2 separate regions of the Mus musculus genome follow, and region 1 is linked to region 2. The links are chromatin loops, found by intact Hi-C in ENCODE. Cell type or tissue: gastrocnemius. All regions are shown on one strand. Each heading gives the region's core, and the rest is flanking DNA. Links, peaks and the distances in the headings are about the cores only.

What was found. Peaks named below come from ENCODE experiments on the same cell type or tissue, not always from the same donor. Only the 100,000 strongest peaks of a DNase experiment are listed, where the experiment ranks them.
Region 1: it touches region 2 in a loop (5-fold over the local background); 3 of 42 quality-filtered maps call a loop at or near these places.

What each region holds. Positions count from the first base shown.
Region 1 is chrX:150,659,228-150,667,571 of GRCm38, reverse strand. No RefSeq gene overlaps it. Among named protein-coding and RNA genes, the nearest start is that of Tro, 6.0 kb to the right of the region's middle. In gastrocnemius, for the core only: a CTCF peak has its summit at 4,579 (motif pointing right); a DNase peak (open chromatin) is centred at 4,566.
Region 2 is chrX:150,475,235-150,483,578 of GRCm38, reverse strand. It overlaps a transcript of Tmem29 not described here and a transcript of Apex2 not described here. Among named protein-coding and RNA genes, the nearest start is that of Tmem29, 20 kb to the right of the region's middle. In gastrocnemius, for the core only: CTCF peaks have their summits at 5,003 (motif pointing left) and 5,548 (motif pointing right); DNase peaks (open chromatin) are centred at 4,756, 5,053, 5,326, 6,744 and 1 more place; H3K4me3 peaks cover 1,295 bases; H3K27ac peaks cover 1,277 bases.

The DNA of each region.
Region 1 (8,344 bases), core at 292-8,291, 180 kb before region 2:
TAGGCATTCCTTATGAATGCACTGGCTGAAAAAGCCAGTAAAAGAGATAACTCATAACCTTCACACTCTGTAAAGATACAGAGAAGAAAAAGAAACCAAAGAACAAAATACTTATCCAATAGAAAAAATACATAAATCAGTGCCCAGAACTTTAATCATCCCAAACCCAGATGCCTAGGCACTAGTGCAAAAAACACATCAAAGACAGCCAGGGCACTGTATCCTCTAAAGCAGCGCTAACCTACCACAACAGGCCCTGAATATTTTAATATAGCTGAAGCACAAGAAAAAGACTTTAAAAAAACTTTATGACTAAGATAATGAATGAATATGAATAGAGGTTATTAAAGAGGAAATGAATAAATCCCTTAAATCCAGGAAAACACAAACAGAGAATTGTAAGAAATGAATACCTCCCTTAAACAAACCCAGGAAAATTCAAACAACTAGAGGAAGTAAATAAGCCCCTTAAAGAAAGACAAGGACACAAACAGAGTGTAAGGAAATAAATAAAACTGTTCCAGACACGAAAATGGAAATAGAACCAATAAAAAAAAAACGCTAACTGAGGGAAATCTGGAAATGAAAACTTTAGGAATTGGAACAGGAAGTACAGAGATAAGCTTCTCCAACAGAATACAATACATGGAAGAGACAATCTCAGGCATTGAATACACATGAGAAACAATGACTGCACCAGTCACAGAAAATGTTCAATCTAAAAAAAATCCTGATACAAATATACAGGAAATCTGGGACATTATAAAAAGACCAAACCTAAGAATAATAGATACAGAGGAAGGAGAAGAAACCCAGGTCAAAGGCCCAGAAAATGTTTTCAATCAAATCATAGAAGAAAAATTTCCCCACTTAAAGACAGAGGTGCCTATCAAGCTATAAGAAGCATATCGAACATCAAATACAGTGGAACAGAAATGAAAGTTCCCTTGCTACATAATAATCCAAACACTAAAAGTACAGAACAAAGAAAGAATATTGAAAGCCCCAAGGGAAAAAGACCAAGTAACATACAATGTCAGTTCTATTAGAATTATACCTGATGTTTCATTGGAAACTCTAAAAGCCAGAAGTGTATGGACAGATGTGTTGCAAACTCTAAGAGACCACAGTTACCATCCCAGACTACTATACTTACTTAGCAAAACTTCCAATCACCATAGATGGACAATATAAGACATTCCATGATAAAGCCAAATTTAAACAATCTATCTACAAATCTAGCCCCATAGAAGATGCTAGAGGGACAACTCCAAATCAAGGAAGTTAGATACATCCTTGTAAACACAGAATAATAATCCCGCACTAGCAAGGGAAGTACACACACACACACACACACACACACACACAGAGAGAGAGAGAGAGAGAGAGAGAGAGAGAGAGAGAGAGACAGACACACACACACACACAGAGAGAGAGAGAGAGAGAGAGAGAGAGAGAGACAGAGAGAGAGAGACAGAGAGAGGCAGAGAGAGAGAGAGAGTAAACAACCAACAACAAAATAAATCAACAATCTTTGGTCATTGATATCTCTCAGTATTAATGGTCTCAATTCCCCAGCAAGGAGATACAGACTAACAGAATGGATGGAAAAACAGGACGGATCCTTCTGATGAATAGAAGAAACACACCTTCAACATCAAGAATACACATTAGCTCAGGGTAAAGGGTTGAGAAAAAATATTCCAAGCAAATGGACCTAAGTAGCAAGCTGGTATAGCCATTTCAATGTATGACAAAATAGACTTCAAACCAAAACTAATCAGAAGAGATAGGTAAGCATATTACATATTCATCAAAAGAAAAATCCATCAAGAGGACACAGCAATTCTTAACATCTATGCATCAAACATAAGGGCACCCACTTTTGTAAAAGAAAATAATACAGCTTAAATCACATATCGACTTCAATATTCCACTCTCACCAATGGACATACCATCCAAACAAAACTAAACTGAGAAATATTACAGCTAACAGACATTATAAACAAATGGACTTAACAGATATTTACATAGTATTTCACCAAAACACAAAAGAATATACCTTCTTTGTGCCATATCATGGAACTTTCCCAAATTTGACCACATAATCATACACAAAGAAGTCTCAACAGATACAAGAAAACAAAATAACTCTCTGCAACCTGTCTGACAATCATGGATTAAAGCTAGAATTCAACAACACAAACATCAGAAAGCTTACAATGTTAAGGGAACTGAACACCTCTCTATTAGATTAAAAAAGGGTCAACAAGGGAAAAAAAAGAAATGAAAGACTTTCTAGAATTAAATGAAAATTAAGGTATAACATACCCAAACTTATGGGTCACAATGCAAGTAGTGCTAACAGGAAAGTTCATAGCACTGAGTACCTTCATAAAAAAACTTGAAGAGATTCTATACTATCTATTTAACAACACACCTAGAAGCTCTAGAGCAAAAAGAAGCAAACATACCAAAGAGGAGTAGATGGTAGGAAATAATCAAACTCAGGACTGAAATCAACCAATTGGAAACAAAGAGAATAGTACAAAGAATCTACAAAACAAAGAGCTAGTTCTTTTAGAAAATCAACAAGATGGATAAACTCTTAGCCAAACTAACTAAAAGGCAGAGAGAATATCCAATTTAATAAAATCAGAAAATAGAAGGGGGCATAGCAACTGACACAGCAGGAATCCATAGAGTCATAAGGACATATTTTAAAAATCTGTATTCCACCAAATTGGAAAATCTAAATGATGTGGATAATTTTCTTGGTATATACCACTTACCAAAGTTAAATCAAGATCAGATAAACTATTTACATGGACCTATCACCCCTAGTGAAATAGAAGCAGCCATTAAAAGTACCCTGCCCTTGCCAAAAGAAGCCCAGGGCCAGACTGTTTATTGCAGAATTTTACCAGACTTTCAGATAAAAGTTAACATCAATATTCATCAAATTATTTCACAAATAGAAACATAAGAGATATTGGTCGATTCATTTTATGAGTGCACAATTATCAATACTTAATCTGTACAAAGCCTCAACAAAGAAAGAGAATTTGAGACCAATTTCCCTCATGAACAGTGAAGCAAAAACATTCAATAAAATAATTACAAACTGAACTCAAGAACACATCCACAAGATCATCCACTACAAAATATAAATAGAAGAAACATTTCCAAATTTATTTTTGTGGCCACAGTCACCCTGATACCCAAAATCACACAAAGACTCAACAAAAATCAACAACAAAAAAAGAGAATTTCAGACAAATTTCCCTCTTGAAAATTGATGCAAAATTTTTTTCAATGCTTCACAAATTGAATCCAAGAACAACAAAAAGATCAGTTACCATAATCAAATAGACCTCATCCCAGGGATGCAGGGATGGGTCAACATATGAAAATCTGTCAATGTGATCCACCATATAAACAAACTGAAAGAAAAACCACATGATCATCTCATTAGATGCTGACTAAACCTTTGACAAAATTCAACACCCATTCATGATAAAAGTCCTGGAGAGATTAGGGATACAAGGAACATACCTAAACATTAAAGGCAATTTACAGCAAATCTATAGCCAACATCAAATTAAATGGTGAGGAACTCAAAGCAATTCCACTAAAACCAGGGATAAGACAAGGCTGCCCACTCTATCCATAAGTATTTAGCAGAGTACCTCAAGTTCTATCTTGAACAATAAGACAGCTGCTAAAGGAGATCAAGGGAAAGGAAGAAGTCAAAGTATTGTATTTTGCAGAAGATATGATAAAATATGTAAGCAACCCCAAAATTTCTACAGGAACTTCTCCAGCTGAAAACACCTTCAGCAAAGTGGCTAGATACAAAATTAACTAAAAAAAATAAAAATCAGTAGCCCTCCTGTGTACAAATGACAAATGGCCTGAGAAATCAGTGATACAACACTTTCCACAAATGCTGCAGATAATATAAAGTACTCTGGGGTAACTAATCAAGGAAGTGAAAGACCTGCATGATAAAATCTCCAAATCACTGAAGAAGGAAATTAAAGAATATAGCAGAAGATGAAAAGATCTCCCATGCTCATGTGTCAGTATGATTAGCATAGTAAAAATGGTTATCATACCAAAAGCAATCTACAGATTTAGTGTAGTCCCCATTAAAAATTTCAACACAATTCTTTGCAGGCCTTTAAAAAAGCAATGCTCAACTTCATATGGAAAGCCAAAAAATCCAGGATATCTAAAAGAATCCTGTACAATAAAAGAACTACTGGAGGTATGACCATACCTGAAGGCCCGTATATGAATCCATACTTATATGGACACTTGAGGTTTTTAAAAAAGAAACCAGAAATATATACTGGAAAAAAACGCAGCATCTCCAACACATGGTGCTGGTCAAACTGCATGTCTGCATGAAGAAGAATGCAAATATACCCATATTTATCACCCTGTAAAAAACTCAAGTTCTAGTGGATCAAAAACCTCAACATAGGGCAGGAGAGATGGCTCAGCAGTTAAGAACACTGACTGCTCTTCCATAGGCCCTGAGTTCAATTCCCAGCAACCACATGGTGGCGCACAACCATCTTTAACAGAATTAAATGCCCTTTTCTAGTATGTCTGAAGATGGGCAACAGTGTACTCACATACATAAAAATAAACGAACACCCTCAACATGAAACTAGATACATTGATTCTAATATAAGAGAAACTAGAGAACAGCATTGAACGCATTGGCACATGATATGACTTCTTGAACAGAACACCAATGGCTCAGGCTCTAAGATCAACAACTGATAAATGGGACCTCATGAAACTGAAAAGCTTCTGTAAGGCAAAACACATGGTCAATCAGATAAAGAGGCAGCCTAAGGAATGGGAAAAATATTTTTACCAACTCCATTTCCAATAGTGGACTAATATCCAAAATAGGCAAAGAATTCAAGAATCTTTATATTAAAAAAAATAACCAAGTGACCCAATTAAAAATGGAGAACAGATCTAAACAGAATATTCTCAATAGAGGAATCTCAAAAGGCTGAGAAATACTTAAATAAATGTTCAAAATCCTTAGCCATCAGGGAAATACAAATCAAAACTTCTTTGAGATTCCATCTTACTCCTGTCAGAATGGCTAAGATCAAAAACACAAGGGACAGCTCATGCTGGTGAAGATGTGGAGCAAGGGGAACACTCCTCCATTGCAAGTGGGAGGGCAAACTAAAACAGCCACTATGGAAACCAATTAGGTGATTTTTCAGAGAGTTGGACATTGATCTACTTCAAGACGCAGCTATATCACTCTTTGGCATATACCCAAGGAATGCTCCATCCTACCACAAGGACATTTGTTCAATAATGTTTACTGCAGCATTATTCATAATAGCCAGAAACTGGAAACAACCTAGATATTCCCACAACATAAGAATGAATAAAGAAAATGTGGCACTGGAGGATATGCGATCACACTGCAGACCATGGGATTGTGTTGTTTGCTGGAAAGAAATATTTCTAGATGTGGTATGGCTCACCCCCTAGCACCCACCTTTAATCCCTCTGGCAGGAATATAGACATCCCTTAGTACACACCTTTAATCTCCCAAAAATGAAGCTAAAGGAAGCACCCTCTACACATGTTTAAAAGTGATGTCTAATTGAGCGGCAGACAAAGTGATGAGTAGGAGAAAGATTTGATAGAATAGGATAGGCCTAACTCTCATAAGAAGAGAGAGGAAGTCATAGACAGACAGAAAGACAGAGACACATAAACAAAGAGAGAAAAAAGACAGAGACAGAGAGAGATACATACAGAGAAAGGGACACTCAGAGAGACAGAGAGACGGAAGGACAAAGAGAAAGCAGTTTTCCCAGAGAGAGTTGTACAGAGGCAGGTTGGAGAGAGAGAGAGAGAGAGAGAGAGAGAGAGAGAGAGAGAGAGAGAGAGAGAGAGAGAGAGAGAGAGAGAGAGAGAGAGAGAGAGAGAGAGAGAGAGAGAGAGAGAGACACAGACAGAGAGAGAGAGAGAGAGAGAGAGAGAGAGAGAGAGAGAGAGAGAGAGAGAGAGAGAGAGAGAGAGAGAGAGAGAGAGAGAGAGAGAGAGAGAGAGAGAGAGAGAGAAGCTAGACCCAGGTGAAGACAAAATGAGCCAGAGAATGAGAATGAGCCAGAAGATTAGAACTGATTGCTAGAGTTAGTTTGAGGTCAAGTAGACAAATGCAGTTAGAATTGAAAGAAGCCAGTTTGTTGAAGCAGTTAGTATGGAAAGGAGTTTGGGGCCAGAACAACTGAGTTGATCCAGCCAGCCAGAGATCAGAAAGAACTAGGAAGGGGTGAGCTTATTCAGTAGCAAGTCTCAGAGGCAGAGGCTGAAAACATTCTAGGCATTGATTAGATTGTATGGAGGCTAGACATTTCCAGGACTAGGACTAAGTTAACAGATGGAGGCAGTAAGCCTTGGAGATGACAAGCCAGGCAAACAAAAATACTTTTACAAGGTACATTTACACATTGGATTATTACTCAGCTGTTAAAAAATGAAGTCATGAAATCTGCAGGCAAATGGATGGAACTAGAAAAAAAATCACTGAGCAAGATAACCCAGATCCAGAAAGATAAATATGGTATATATTCACTTATAAGTGGATATTAGCTGTTAAGTAAATGATAACCAAACTACAATCCATAGATCCAGAGATGTTGAGTAAAGAGGAGATTATGTAGAGATCTCCCTGGGAAGGGGAAAATAGAATAGATTTTATGGGTGTATTGGGGATATATGGGAACAGGACTGAGGGGATCAGGTAGAGGGAAGATGGAATGAAGGAAGCGAGTATGAGGAGAGCAATTTGGAAGTGAGGGAGCACTTGGGGATGTCTGTGGAAACCTAGTGCAGTGGAAACTTCCTTGAATAAATGAAGATGACTCTAGTGAACACTCTTAGTAATGGGGGATATGGAGCCTGAACTGGTCATCACTTGTAGCCAGACAAGTCTTCCAGTAGCAGGACTAAGCAGAATTTAATTGAGGTGTTAGTCAAGGGAATCTCATGGAAATCCCCAAACAATCCAGGTTGTTGCCAAGACAAGGGGCTGCTCTCTGAATACTGACCATGGGGTCTCATTGCTGAGGACAACACCCTCACAGCTCATTAAACATGGAGAAGATGAGCTGAAGCCTACAAGGAGCTCTCACCCCCATGTTCTAGTGTCTTGGGTGTAGGAAGGTACTGTGCAGGCTACTGAAAGAAAACATGGACACCGATGCAGGAATAACACCTTTTACCAACAATCTGTCCTGCCTGCAAAATATGCAAGGGCAGTAGTGGCACAGAACATGTGGGATGAACCAGCCAATGTCTGATTTGATCCAAGGCCCACTCATGAGCCGTATCTGACATTTGGAACCTGTATCCGACAATTCTTGGGTGATCAAGAACCAGAAGCTAGCTAGCTCAGAGACCTAAGGTAAAACCGAACACTACTGGTCTTAAAAAAAAAAAAGCAGTAAAATGATTCCTAATGATATACTTATAGATCAGTGCCTTATCCAGTCTTCATCAGAGAAGCTTCCTCCTGCAGCAGATGGAAACAGATGAAGAGACCCCCAGCCAGACATTACATGGAGAGAATCAAGTTGGATGTTTCCATCTAATCCCTCCCCTTGGGGTTTAGGGAACCCTATAAAAGAGGAGGCAGGAAGAATGTGAGAGCTAGAGGGGACAGAGGATACCAGGAGAACAAGGCTCTCTGAATCAAATGAGCAGAGATCATATGAACTCACAGAAACAAGCAGCAAGCACAGGGCCCACATGGGGTTGCACCAGGACATTTGCATTTATATGATAGCTTTCAGCTTAGTATTTTTATGGGACTCTTAACTTTGAGGGCGAGTGGGTCTCTGATTCTTATGCCTCCAATTGGGAGTCTTTTTCTCCTGTTGGGTTGCTGTAGCCAACTTCAATATGATGGGTTTTGTTTCATCTTGTTATATTTTGTTTTGTTGTGTTTGGTTATTGTCTCTTAGAAGCCTGGTTTTTGTTTTGTTTTGTTTTTTTGTTTTTTAATGAGAGACAGAAAGGCATTGGATCTGGAGGGGAAGGAAGGTCAGGAAGAACATAGTAAAGGGAGGAGGAGAAACTATAATTAGGATATATTTTATGAGAAAAAGTTCATTTTCAATAAGAGAACAAAAAAGGAAAAAATAAAGAAATACACTACCTACAGGACAGTATATTTATAGGGTTTCCTTTGATTTTACTTTTAGTTTTCATTCAATCAATCATCCAAATATATTAAGGTAAACTGCTCCTTTTCACCCTTCACAACATTGCTTAGGTGCTGTCAATATT
Region 2 (8,344 bases), core at 275-8,274:
TACATCTGGTCCTGAATTTCCCCATTCCCCTACCCACTCCCTCTCCCTCCCAGTTCCTCACCTCCTCCTGCCTCTTATGACTTTTTTATTCCCCTTTCTAAGTGAGATTCAAGCATCCTCGGTTGTGCCTTCCTTCTTTAGCTTCTTGGGGTCTGTGGGCATCCTGTATCTTATGTCTAATATCCAATTACAAGTGAGTACATACCATTCATGTCCTCTTGGGAGTGGGTTACCTCACTCAGGGTGATTTTCACATGTTCCATCCATTTGCCTGCAAAGTTCATGATTTTTTTTTTTTTTTTTTGTTTTTGATAGCTGAATTGTATTCCATTGTGTAAATGAGCCACATTTTCTTTATCCTTTCTTTAGTTGAGGGGCATCTGGGTTGCTTCCAGTTTGTGGCTATTATGAATGAAGCTGCTATGAATATAGGTGGAGCATGTGTTCTTGTGGTATGGTAGAGCATCTTTGGGTATGTTCTCAGGAATGGTATAGCTGGGTCTTCAGGTAGAACTATTTCCAATTTTCTGAGCAACTGCCAGATTGATTTCCAGAGTGGTTGCACTCCCACCAGCAATGAAGAAGTGTTCCCCTTGCTCCACATCCTTGCCAGCATGTGCTATCTCTTGAGTTTTAGATCTTAGCCATTGTGATGGGTATAAAATAAAACCTCAGAGTTGTTTTGATTTGCATTTCCCTGAAACTATCTCCATTTTTAGATTAGGAAAACTTTCTTCTATGGTTTGTCGAAAATATTTTCTGGGCCTTTGTTCTGGGTTTCTTCTCTTTTCTCTACTATTATTCTTAGATTTGTTCTTTTCAAGATGTTCCAAATTTCCTGAATGCTCTGGGCCAGGAGTTTTTTTGGATTTAACATTTTCTTTGAGCAATGTATACATTTATTTTTTTTAAAATTGAATATCTTATTTTATTACATTTCACATGTTATCTCCTTTTTAGATTCCCCATCCCCAGAAACTTCCTATCCCATCCCTCCTCCTCCTGCTTCTTTGAGGGTGCTCCCCCACCTACCCACCCACTCCCATCTCACTACCCTCACATTTGTTTCTTTTAATGGTTCTTCAATGTCTGGGGTTTTCTCTTGTGTCTCCTGTATTTTGTTTATGATATTTGCCCGTGTACTTTCTATTTGAGTTCCTAAGGTTTTAGTTTCTAAATTTCCCTCAGTTTTCCTTTTTTTAAAAAAAATTTATTCTATTTCTGTTTCAGAACTTGGACATTTTTATTCATTTCATTCCAGTGTTTGTGTTTTCCTGGATTTCTTTAAGGGATTTATTCATTTCTTCCTTAAAGACTTATATCCATAAAGTCAGTTTTAACGTCTTTTTCTTGGGCTTTTGCTAGGTAAGTAGGGTTTCTGGGCTCTAGTGGAGACACATTGACCTGGCTCTTACTGTGTTTTTATGCTGTTGTCTGGCCATCCGGGATTGCAATTCTTGGTGCTGATATATGGTCTTGTCTTTGTTGACTGGTTGTTTTGCTTCTTGGTTTCTGTTTACTCTCTGACTCTTAGGAGAGTGTACTGTCTGTGTGTTGCCTGGTAGGGAAATCTGGGTCCTGATAGGTGTGGGCACTGAGGGTTCCAGGTAAAATGTGTTTCTGGGTATTGGTAACTGACACTTAGGAGTGGGGATGGGCTGCTGCCGCTATCAGGGAAATTAGGATGTTCCACCAGGTTCTGCATAGGTTGAGGAGAGGCCACAGCAGAGGGTCTGTTATAGAGTTGGGGATGAGACTGGGGGATTGGACTTGGAGGAGCAGAGGGAGAGATGAGGATCTGCTGTCAGCCTACCTGCTTCTCTGGCTCGAGAGGCCTGTGGGTTCCCAGGGTGTGCCTGATGGAGTTGGGGGCTGGAATTAAAATGGGGTTTTGGGGATGAGCAAGGAAAAATCTGCGTGATCTACTAGAGGCAGGGAAATGGGAGTTGGAGGAAGTCCAGCAGGTATTCTATTGCAGAGCTGTGGATGAGCCTGGTAGATTTGAGGTTAGGTTAGTCTACCCTCTTTCCCGACTGGAGTTAAGTTGCATTTTAAAATAGTGTCTTAGTTAGGGTTTTACTGGTGTGAAGATATACCATGACCAAGGCAACTCTTATAAAGGACATTTATTTGGGGCCAGCTTGCAGGTTCAGAGGCTTGGTCCACTATCATCAAGGTGGGAGCATGGCAGCATCCAGGCAGGTTTGGTGCAGGAGGAGCTGAGAGTTCTACATCTTAATCTGAAGACTGCTAGGAGGAGACTGATTTCCAGGAAGCTAGGGTGAGGGTATTAAAGCCCACACCCACAGTGACAAACCTACTCCAACAGGGCCACACCTTCTAATAGTGTCATTCCCTGGTCCAAGCATTTACCACATCACAAATAGCATGTTAACGTTATCAACTATATAGTTATACATATGCTTAAAAATAACTGAGCATACTTAGCAGAGATGAGACCATGATCAAGAAAATGAAGAGGCCTATCCATCACACTCCCTGCAATTTCTCTAAATGCAGGAAACTCAACTCCACTTTGTATGGTAGTAGGGGTTTGCATTTACACTCTCCCTCCAAAAGTGCAATGTTACAACATAGTGTTGAATATACTAAGAAGGCTGCTTTCCTTCTTTTGAATTTTGGGCCCAAAGGGTCCAAGAGAACCCCCAAACAATATACAATGTCACCATTTCTCTTGGTAGCTTTCTAGAATCTGAAGGTTCCTATTACTGAAGAAAATGCAAACTTCAGACACAGGACCTAGAGCAATTGAGCTGAAGGACCTGAAACTCTGCTCCTGGGGCTTCCATGGGAGAAAAGCAACCGACACTCCTCCCCAGATGTGAAGCCTAAACTACAACAATGGCCACTGTAGCATGATATTCCCAAAGGTGCAGTAGTGGCACATGTCTCAGAGATAACCAGTTGCCACCTAATTGGACTTACGGCTCATTCAATACAAGGGATTTCATGCCTGGAATTATATAGACTTAGCCAACTCCCCATGGCTGCTGAAGCCATGGTACCTAGGTAAGAACCCACTACTTCCACTGTCCTAAATAGGATGGTATTTAACGGCATTCTAAATATTCATCTGTATATGCACAGGGGAAAAATGTAGACCTCTTCATCAGAGAAGCTTCTCTTTACAGCAGGTAAAAACTTTTACAAAGATCTGTCATTAGTCAGAATGCATAGAAAAAAATGGCAGTGCTTTGCCCCACCCTGATTGATATATCTATAACAGGCCCTACAGGGAGGACTCAGGAACCATCTTGGAAGAAGGAGGCAGATAGATTGTAGGAGCCAGAGGAGCAGGTAGTAAGCTGTGAGACTGTGCCTTCTGAATATGACAGAGAAATCTCAACAGTATGGTCATCTAAAAAGACCTGAACAAGGACACCAATTGACATGCCACTGGATTGAGAGCTACCTCACAAGACCACAAATTGAGCTGAAGAGCTACAGGCAATTTAGCAACCGCCAAGAGAAGGTCAATAGGTCGTTCCCCATGAGCTCCAACCCCAAAGAGGTCATTCTTTTTTTTTTTTTTTTTTTTTGGCATTTTTTTTTATTACGTATTTTCCTCAATTACATTTCCAATGCTATCCCAAAAGTCCCCCATACCCTCCCCCCTACTCCCCTACCCACCCATTTCCACTTTTTGGCCCTGGCATTCCCCTGTACTGGGATATATAAAGTTTGCGTGTCCAATGGGCCTCTCTTTCCAGTGATGGCCGACTAGGCCATCTTTTGATACATATGCAGCTAGAGTCAAGAGCTCCGGGGTACTGGTTAGTTCATAATGTTGTTCCACCTATAGGGTTGCAGATCTCTTTAGCTCCTTGGATACTTTCTCTAGCTCCTCCATTGGGGGCCCTGTGATCCATCCAATAGCTGACTGTGAGCGTCCACTTATGTGTTTGCTAGGCCCCGGCCTAGTCTCACAAGAGACAGCTATATCAGGGTCCAAAGAGGTCATTTTTTTTTATATATATACTTTTTTATTAGGTATTTTCCTCAATTACATTTCCAATGCTATCCCAAAAGTCCCCCATATCCTCCCACCCACTCCTCTACCCACCCATTCCCACTTTTTGGCCCTGGCGCTCCCCTGTACTGGGGCATATAAAGTTTGAGTGTCCAATGGGCCTCTCTTTCCAGTGATGGCCTACTAGGCCATCTTTTGATACATATGCAGCTAGAGTCAAGAGCTCCGGGGTACTGGTTAGTTCATAATGTTGTTCCACCTACAGGGTTGCAGATCTCTTTAGCTCCTTGGATACTTTCTCTAGCTCCTCCATTGGGTGCCCAATGATCCATTCAATAGCTGACTGTGAGCATCCACTTATGTGTTTGCTAGGCCCTGGCCTAGTCTCACAAGAGACAGCTATATCAGGGTCCAAAGAGGTCATTCTTAAGAACATACACATTTGAGCAACACTAATGGAACTCTGAAGATTTTATTTATATATTTTTGTGTTTGTGTGTGTGTGTGTGTGTAACAGTAATAAAAGGGTCACTAAGAGGAAACAGATGAGAGTTGGAGGAAGAAGTGTAAATACAGAAATATACAAAATAGAAAAACTTTAAAAAAATTAAAGTTCTCTATATAATACACTGGTATCCCCCACCCTAAACTTTTTGCTGCTCCTTCATAACTAATTTTGCTACTGTGATTATTCCCCAATGTAAATGTCTCAGTATTCCAACTCAGGACAAATTGGGGGAGGAAGGGGGCGGGGTGAGGAAAAAACTTTAAAGTGGAAATAGATGTTGCTGGGATGCCAAGGAGAGCCCATAGGAAAAATTCCAAATTGAAAAGAAGTGTACTTTGTACAGAGGCAATGAGCAGAAAGTGGCTTAGTTTATTCTCAGTTCAGACTGACTCAAAGCGTAAAGCAGCAAGGGGGAAAAAAAAAAATCCAGTTTACAATTTTTTTTAAACACAAAAGGCGGGGGAGTAAGCGGATAAGGTTTTGGTGTACAACATTGCCACCTAGTGGCTTGAGAAACTGAAAATCGTTTGCAGCCCAAGAAAATTATTTCTGGGTTTACGAATCACCGAGTTCGGTCAGCGGGGACTGGATCGAGAGTACACTGGATCGAGATCGAAAGTGAGGCGACGATAGTGGCAAGGCAGTATGTCCCCTGAGCAAACACCTTGCTTATATGTAAAAAACTGGAGAGGACAGATGCATAAATGAAAGGCAGGAAAACGCCCACAGCCGCAATGCGGAACTATGTGTCATTAGTGTACCAGCCAATCCAAAGACGATCTAGCTGAGTCTCAACTTGTGTCCCGGACTTCCTGCTGCTATTGCTATGGCTCCGAGGGCGGGACTAAGGAAGGCCGCGTAGCCGAAAGCAGGCTCCCTTGGCGCCCTTAGGTCCTGTAACCCTCTGTTCTGAAGGTTCCCTGGGCTTTCTTAGCACCTATAAGTGCATTCTATAGTCCCTCTCTTTTTATCCGGTCTGGCTCCCCGATTCCTTGCTGTCGGCGGTGCTGACGCGCAGACGTGCACGTCATATCTAGCTTTCTCTGACCAGTAGATGGCAATAGTGTTCTTTGCTGCTGCTATGTTCTGGTTCTCCCCCGCCCTTTGTGCTTGAAAAAAATAGAAAGACTTTTACTTTTTTCCCCTCCTTTTGTAATGCATTCCGTTCCTCTGTCTTTGCTTGGGTAAGGGCTGCTTGCCTAAGACAATTGGGTTTTGTCCTTCTGAACTCTTTTCCTGCCTCAAAACCACCACCTGAACTTTTCAACTTTATTATTATTTTTTACCCTCTAAACTGAGTGGCCTAGGCACCTCACCTCCTCTGCTTTTGGCTCCTCTAAAAGGCTTTATTTCTTCAACTTGTCCTTTAATCTAGGGACAGTTATTTGATCTAGGACAAGTTATTTCAATATAGGCTTCATTTAACCTTTTGACATTTCTGGAAGTTTATTACAATTCTTACACACAGTCCCATTATTCCATGGTCAACATTAATTGTATTTTCGTTATAATTGTCTCACTTTTTTTATTTATACCAGTACATTTAAAATACATAAACATCAGTATTTGCACCATTGCTGTATCATATTTATGCAATCATTACACTGAATCCCATTTACATGTATAACTGCTATGTGTAACATTACATTTTCCCTTTTATATTTTATATTTCCTTGTCTTAGTAATCACTTTGAAAGAGTGAACCTTTTTCTTCTAATGTGGCAAAAATTTTTAATAACTGATAATTTTTCAAAAAATACAAATAAATCTTAACTCCCTATTTTAGTGGTAGGTACCATAAAGTATTGCTTTGCTTTCTCATTCATCTTATAAAATTTCTTTAACAGCATAGCAACAGAACAGTGCCTAACAGTTCTGTGGATCTTTCAGTCTCTGTCTCTCTGTCATTAAGAAACATCATTGGGGAGATGCCCCAGTTGGTAAAAATCTTTGTGCAAGTCTGAGGACCTGAGTTCAGATCCCCAGCACATACTCACTTATAAACTGGCCATTGTGGTGCATGCATCTGTGAGGATGTGACTGCTCTGAGGTACGACTGAAGGAACGGCTTTTATTGTATGTATGAAGAAGAGTACAGTGAGAGAAGAAAGTCATAGACTAGAGGTTTGGGAAACAAACCCTAGAGGGCCAAGAGAGTAGGGGCTATAAAGTGGGTGTGGCTGAAATGACTGGGCTATATAGGAATGAGGACCTGGGTTGAGGAAGCCCACCCAGGAGCTGGAGAAATTTAGGGTAGGAGGTGGGGTGAAAAGAGCCACAGGTTTTGAGTAACACAGAGGAAGTCTGGAGGCCAGCAGGGCTTTGGTATGCTACTTGGTACCACAGAGAGCCATTTGTGCATTTCTTTTGGACCTGACAGCATGGCTCTGTAACTCTAGTGCCCAGTGAGTGGAGACAAAAGATCTCCAGGTTTTAACAGCCAGTGAGTTCCAGGTTCGGTTAGAGACCCTGTCTCAAAAATACAGTGGCGAATCACCAGGAGTTGGCATTTACGCATACCAAACCAACACAACAAACGCCTAGAGGCATTATTCTCTAAACTGTTAAAGCTCATGCATAATCGTGTATGGTCTCTGGGGGAAAATGTAGACTAAATTTTTAGGTACTACTCTTATGATACAAGCAAGCATCTAAGAGTTGTGCTTCTATTGGGCTTGAGTGTGGAGAGCCATGAGCAATTGCCATCATGAGCCTCCGCTGTGCCTAACTGGTAAACAAGTAATGTGGGCAGGTGCAAGAGTAAATTTGTGCCAAGTCACTGCCCATCCCGGGGCGTGGCGACGAGGCCCTGGGAGAGCAGCCAATCAGGTGTGGACACGCCACACTAAAGTGTATATTAGCAGCGCCTTTTTGGTGCTTGGGGTCTCCTCTTCATGTTGAAACTGGTGTAATAAAGTTGCTGCAGAAGGATCCGGTTTCTCACGCGTGTGTTCTTGCTGGCGAGACAATAGCATGTGTGAGACTTGAGGGGATGCAGGAGATGTAGACAAAGTGTAATTTTCTTTTTAAGAATTTATTATATGTAAGTACATTGTAGCTGTCTTTAGACACCAGAAGAGGGCATCATATGTTACTATGGATGGTTGTGAGCCACCATGTGTTTGCTGGGATTTGAATTCAGGACCTGATGAAGAGCAGTTAGTGCTCTTACCCGCTGAGCCATCTCACCAGCTAAAAAAAATCTCAGTTAGCCCATGCTGGCCTCCAACCCACTTTGAGGTGAGAGAGTGGCCTTGAACCTTGGCTCCTCCTGTCACCATGTCTGATATAAATTTGAATTTATAACAAATTGATATTTTTTCAGAGATGAGTTATTTATATGATTCTCAAGTCTGTGGTAACCTAATTCATTATTATAGATAATAAAAAGCTCAGGATTTTATATATATTTATAGTTTATTTCCTTTTTAAAAGATTTATATATTTATTTGTATGAGTACACTGTCACTGTCTTCAGACACACCAGAAGAGGGCATCAGATCCTATTACAGATGGTTGTGAGCCACCATGTTGTTGCTGGGATTTGTACTCAGGACCTCTGGAGGTGCAGTCAGTGCTCTTAACTGATGAACAGTCTCTCCAGCCCTGTAGTTTATTTCCTACTATACTGATTCTTTTTGTTGAGGGCGAGCTGAGGCGTGACTAAAGGCTTTGTTCTAGTTTTCACAGCTAAGCTGTTTTCCAGTATAAATATTTTGTTCTTGTAAGATGTGTAAAGGTCCCAGAAACAAAACCTCTCCTGCATTAAAGATTTTTCCGAGGCTTATTGACTGGTGAGAACTGTAGTCCTTGAGAGCTGGATTGTTATAGGTACAGAGTCAAAT